Linked DNA regions of Mus musculus: region 1 is linked to region 2. Evidence: chromatin contacts called from ENCODE Hi-C or POLR2A ChIA-PET data. All regions are on one chromosome and are shown on one strand. Each heading gives the region's core, a stretch centred on a gene start or an enhancer-like site at or near the end of the contact. The rest is flanking DNA. Distances are from core to core; before and after follow the strand shown. Region 1 overlaps Sppl2a (signal peptide peptidase like 2A). Region 2 holds the start of Sppl2a (signal peptide peptidase like 2A).

Region 1 (2,700 bases), core at 132-2,631, 36 kb after region 2:
ACCACCACCCTATCACTATTAACTTTTAAAACACAAAATAGACCTACTTTCTCTATAATCTTTATACATAGTTATTTTTCTATGTTCCAGCATTTTTTAGTCGTTTTGAAATAAACATAAAGGAAGTAAAATAAAACAGAATCTATTAATAATACTAATAATTTGATTCATTGTAATGTCAGATATCTGTTTTGAGTACAAGGATAGTGATAGAAGTTAAAACATCTCTAATCCAAAATTCAAAATGCTCTAAGATCTGAGATTCAGAGGTATGGTGATTTGAATGCGAATGGCCCTCATAGGTCAGCATGCTTAAATGCTTGCCTGACAATTGGTTGAACTGTTTGGGAAGGACTAGGAGGTGTGGCTTTGCTGGGGTGGGTGTCATTGGTGGCAGGCTCTGGTGGGGCCCATTCCCAGTTAGCTCTTCTTCTGCCTCCTTCCTGTGGCTCAGCTGTGAGCGCTCGGGTGTCCCTGCTGCCGTACTTTCCTCTGACATCATGAACTTTGGCTCTGGGTATAAGCTGTATGCGAAATATAAGTTAATTTCATGTTTGGATCCATTCTATCCTCAAAATATCTCTTTATGAATAGGCAAACATACCAAAAATTTCAAAATCTGAAACACTTTCAGTCCCAAGTATTTTGGATAAGAGAATCTTAACTTGTAGTGTAGAACTTTCCACTGGAGACTTGCTCCAGGGCGTGGTGGGAGCAGGTGTCCCGGGATTGAACCTGGGGCCTCACACATGCCAAGCAAGCTCTGTACATCCAGCTGTGCCCTTTTTAATGGCAGTGGTGGCATGATTGCATTAGGTTCAGTCGTCATCACGTAAGTGCTATAATACTTGCCTTGGAATCTTTCACCCCCTCTGTAAATTTCTCACGAATAGAAGATGGATTTTTCTACAATTGCATTAAAATAATATCATTTTAGAAAAATTAGTTACGGATTCTTTTGTGTAGCTTCAAGGCCAGCCAGTTTTCTGGATACTTCTAAAGCTACAGTACTCAGTTCCACTTATTTGACTTTACCTGAAGCCAGAGTTCTAATTAATGTAGAGTTAATCAATGACTTTTTTCCCCTAGAGAGCGTAACGGTTTGGGGAGAGTGGTATTTTGTGTTTCTACTAGTAAATCCAATGCAGTGAGGTTCATGCAGTCGCTTGAACGGGCTGTTTACTCTAATGGGTAGCAGGCGCTCAGCTTGTTGGCATCCAGTGAACAGTGTGTGCTAATGTCACTAGTACTTGTAATTATTTTTAGAAGTCACAAGCTTTGAGTCACGAGTTGGGGTTCAAAGCTACTTAAACTGACTGAGGACCGAGAACTTGTTACTCGGGTTGGTTTATTAGACAGCTTTCGGCAATCAGCTCCAAGCAAGCGGAGCTTCAGCTGCCTGGTTAGCTGATCCCTTCAAAGGACAGCTTACAGATGTGGAATACCAATTCTGCCAGTGAATTTTTTGGGGCTGTGTTGATGTATTGAGTTTTACGTTCTTGACCCTCGAGTCTGCTCTGTGCACCGCTGTGGTGTGTTTACTGAAAGCTTGGAGACTAGGGAGTAGCAGCGCTAACTTTTCAGTTAGTAGACCTTGAAATTGTCTTGTTGTTGTTCGCTTTGGTTTTGTTTTGCTTTGTTTTGGGGACACAGGTGAGTGTCTCACTGCATAGTCCGGGCTGGCTGAGGTTCAGATTCCCCCTGCCTCAACTTCCTGCATGCCAGGATTATAGCCCGGTACTCCCAGGACTGGTTAATTAATATATCTATATTTAGGGCTGGGATTATAGTGCCCAGTGTGATACCTAAGAATTAGGAAAACCGAAGCCTGTTATAACGCTGGGCACATAGCTCTTACTGTTCAGGGCGGTTGCCAGGGTACAAAGATCACAGAGAAGGAAAGCAGTGTGTCTACCCCACCCGCTATGGTCCCTTCTATGCTACCATGGGTCTCCTCACACCTCTGGCCTTTTGTCAGAAAAACGGGCCCTAACTACTTATCTATATGTCCATGTCTATAACTTTAAGTGTGACTAAAATATTCCACAGCTTCACCCTATGTCTCATGTTGTAGAATGCTTAATACTACCTGCCATGATCAGCTTTTGTCTGTTTTTAAGTGCCTTGAAGTTTATTGTGTATTTTTATGTTGTCAGAAAAGGAATTCAGGGCTCCCACATGCTAAGTATTCCTTTAAATTTTTTTCTCCTATAACTGTTATGAACAGTTTATTAACTGCTTTAACCTAGGTGTTATCTGTGGTAGATAAAGGACCAAATAAATGACCAGGGCCTTTATAACTGTGGTTGCTGACAGGTGGGCTTTACTGAAAGTGTCCCCATTGGTTGAGGCACCTGTCACCTGAAAGCCTCAACTCAGAGGCACCCCTGTCTGGCAAGTCCAGAAATCTATATGGAACAATCTCTTCTTAAAAAACAAAACCCAAACGTATTTAGGAAAAAAAAATAGGGACATTTGTATTGCTGGACTTTCCATCTTCTGATTCACAATAACAAAGAAAGGAGAAAATATATATTGATACTGAAATCTAATCATGTATTGGTCTGAAAGTCTTTGACAACCTTTACAAAGATATTACATTTTTCCATTTTAACACAGTTTTATCTGAAGACGAGGATAAAAATATTTTAAATATTTAAGCACTTCCTATTTCCTTCATTCCCAAATATATTTTGAAAA
Region 2 (2,700 bases), core at 200-2,699:
CTGCAGTCAGGAGCCGTGGTCCAGGCCAGCACTCTGAAACACTAAATAATGAAAGGTTTTTAAGCTTGGCTGTATATTAAATCTGGAAATGTTTTTAAAATCCAGATATATTGCTCTCATCAGATGAGCAAGTATCTAGGATCCCAGTGGAAAGGGGAGATTAGCTTAAACATCAGTGTCCTAGAAGGATTCTAAAAGTGGCTGAGAGTAAATGCAACAATGCTTGACAGGCAGTTTCTGTCTAGGGGGTTCTTACAGCTGGTAGGGTTACAAATAGATTGAAACTGGACCAGAGGGGGAAGCCAGGGGACAGACAACTACAGAAAAAACCCACGCAGAACTGTGGGAGAGCTTCCTTCAGGAATTCCCCCAGGAAGATGCCAATGAGGAAGTCTCAAGTTCCAAGCTGTGCAACTATTTCACCCTCTGCCTCTTCTCACTCTCCCCCTCTCCTAACTTCAGCCAAGGTCCAGTTCTGTAGTTCTGTAGTTCTGTAGTTGCCTCCCTTGGCTTTCAGACTAATGCTTCCTTCCTCTTTGCCTAGCTGAAATTAACTTGCACAGAAGGTAATAGTCAGTTATACTCAGCTAGGGCTGGTGTTTTTTTTTTTTTTTTTTTTTTTTTTTTCTCTTCCTGGTGCCCTATTTTTACCTCCCTTGGATCCTTGTGGAGTTCCTTGTGAAAGGTTGCTTTGTAACAGTGTTTGCTCACACATCTGTAGTCCTTGCTGTGTCCCTCCTTTAGGATAACAGGAACACTGTCCTATTCAGTGTTTGGTATTAAATAGTCATCCAACAAATATTTGACAACCTAGTATACACTGGATATTCTGTGTGTAAGGACACAGCAGTCAACAGAGCAAAGAGGGATCCTTCCATTAACTGGATAGCAGCATGGGAGATACATAGATGAGTATAAGAAAATGGGGGGAGGGACCCCCAAAACCTCAGGCATGGTGACTTATGCCTATGATACAGGAAGATCTCTGAGTTCTAGGCCATCATCTTCAAAGTGAGTTCAGTACTAGTCGAGGATGTTTCCAAAGAAAGCAAGAACAACAACAGCAATAAATAAATAAATAAATAAATAACAAAAAGAAAAAAAAAGCTATGAAGGTTACAAATAAATCATAGCATGAAAGTGAATTAAGGGGTACTTAAGATGAAGTGTACTAGGAAACCCTCTTTAGGGAGGAAGTGTTAAGTAAGTGATAAGGGAACACCAAGAGTGTATTCCCCAGAGACTGCCCGCCTGGAGGGTCTGTGGATCTTAACGGGTGGGAAAGTAGAGAAACCAAGGACAGAGAAAACAGGGTGAGGTGACGTAAACTTAGCAGCAGAGGAAGAGTTTTGATTTGTGCTGCCAAGTGTGGAGAGGAGCCTCGTCTGGGTTCCGTATTTACGAAGATCGCCCCGAGGCTACGTGGCAGAGGCCAGAAAGGAAACTGAAACCCGAAGCTCCAGTGGCTTGGAATGGGCGGCGGCCGCAGTTAGGGGGAACCGAACGAGAACCCAGGATTTACGCAGCTAAAACGGCTCTGCCAGGAGCTGACAGTACCCACAGAGTCCCGGCCTAGCGTTTCGCGGGAGGGACCGGAAGAGGAAGTCGGGGCTGCACCCTAGAGGTCCGGGTGCCGCCAGCGCAGCCTGAGCCTAGCTGCCCGCCCGTGGGATGGGGCTGCTGCACTCGCTGCACGCTCCCGCGGCTGCCCTGCTCTGGAGCTGCCTGCTCGGACTGGTGAGAGCCGCACTCCCCTCCCCTCCCCTCCGCTTTTCCCTCCCCTTCCTCCCGCTTCCTCCCCCTCCCCCTCCATCCCTTCCTTTCCCTCTAACCTCCTCCGGATTTCCCTCATCCCTCCTCCTTCCCTACCTCCCCCTTCCTCTCCTTCTACCCTGGCTTCCCATTCTCCCACTGCCCGGGCCCGGTTAACTGCCTTCGTCCTTGAGTCCCAGCATTCCTCACCCGCCCCCAGCCCCCGAAATCCAGCGAAATGCCCAACCCCTGGGAGAAACCCGCGGGCGGGGGTAGGAGTGGGTGGGGAGCTTCCTCCTCCTTGGTCCTGGAGCCCTCTCTATAATTTTTCACTGTGCTGGCATCTTTTCTTCTTAATTCAAAGAATTCACTTCTGTGCTTCTCTGTGTAGCCCAATCTTACTGCTGCCTTTTGCCTAGAAAAAGGCGGATGGAGGGGCCGGTGTGAACAGGGTTCCAGGTGTTAGCGTTCTGGCCTGCTCTTTTGTTGACTGCGCTCACATACATTTCTCTCTATAGCCATATGAATATCTATATACTTTCCTTTCACTCCCAGATAGTGCCTTCTATGTAAGGTACATGTGATTATACTATGGGATTTGTATTATGCTTTTGTTTTCATATAGGTATACTTTAAAATACCTTTAAAGGGGAAATGAGAGGTTTGAATAGTTTGACGTCTAAAAGGGTCAAAGTCTGGTTGAGAAAAAAATAACAAATATGCGCTCACATACCCATATTTGCTGAAATAATGTTTTAAAATTCGGGATCAAAGTAATTTGAGCTCCAATGTGTGACCAAGAAGCTAACTCTCAGTGTTTTAGATTTTGTTTCTGTTCACTTTCTTTTCTGACATTTGATGTTGGGAAATTTGTATCGGTATTGTTTGCACACTGTTGTGTAAACTGTGTATGTAGTTATTACTTAAAAACCATCACTTCTCTGAAAG

Evidence for each region. A loop is a pair of places that touch in the nucleus more often than their neighbours do. ChIA-PET counts read pairs that join two places held with the same protein, here RNA polymerase II (POLR2A).
Region 1: a loop to region 2 is called in a map of gastrocnemius, with 2.0 times the contacts of the local background. The contact joins the enhancer-like site here to the promoter of Sppl2a in region 2. A Hi-C loop is called at or near these places in 1 of 37 maps with a recorded cell type or tissue (gastrocnemius). POLR2A ChIA-PET finds 5 or more read pairs at or near these places in 1 of 5 experiments (Patski).

The regions. Positions count from the first base shown.
Region 1 is chr2:126,896,317-126,899,016 of GRCm38, reverse strand. The region is part of intron 14 of Sppl2a (signal peptide peptidase like 2A); the gene reads left to right. Among named protein-coding and RNA genes, the nearest start is that of Mir3473g, 4.7 kb to the left of the region's middle. Within about 2 kb of position 1,381, at least 1 of the 3 ENCODE cell types and tissues checked has a DNase peak (open chromatin) inside an H3K27ac peak, as active enhancers do.
Region 2 is chr2:126,931,984-126,934,683 of GRCm38, reverse strand. Sppl2a (signal peptide peptidase like 2A) reads left to right here and starts at 1,449. Exons shown (of 15, transcript NM_023220.2): 1 at 1,449-1,737. The coding sequence starts at 1,672.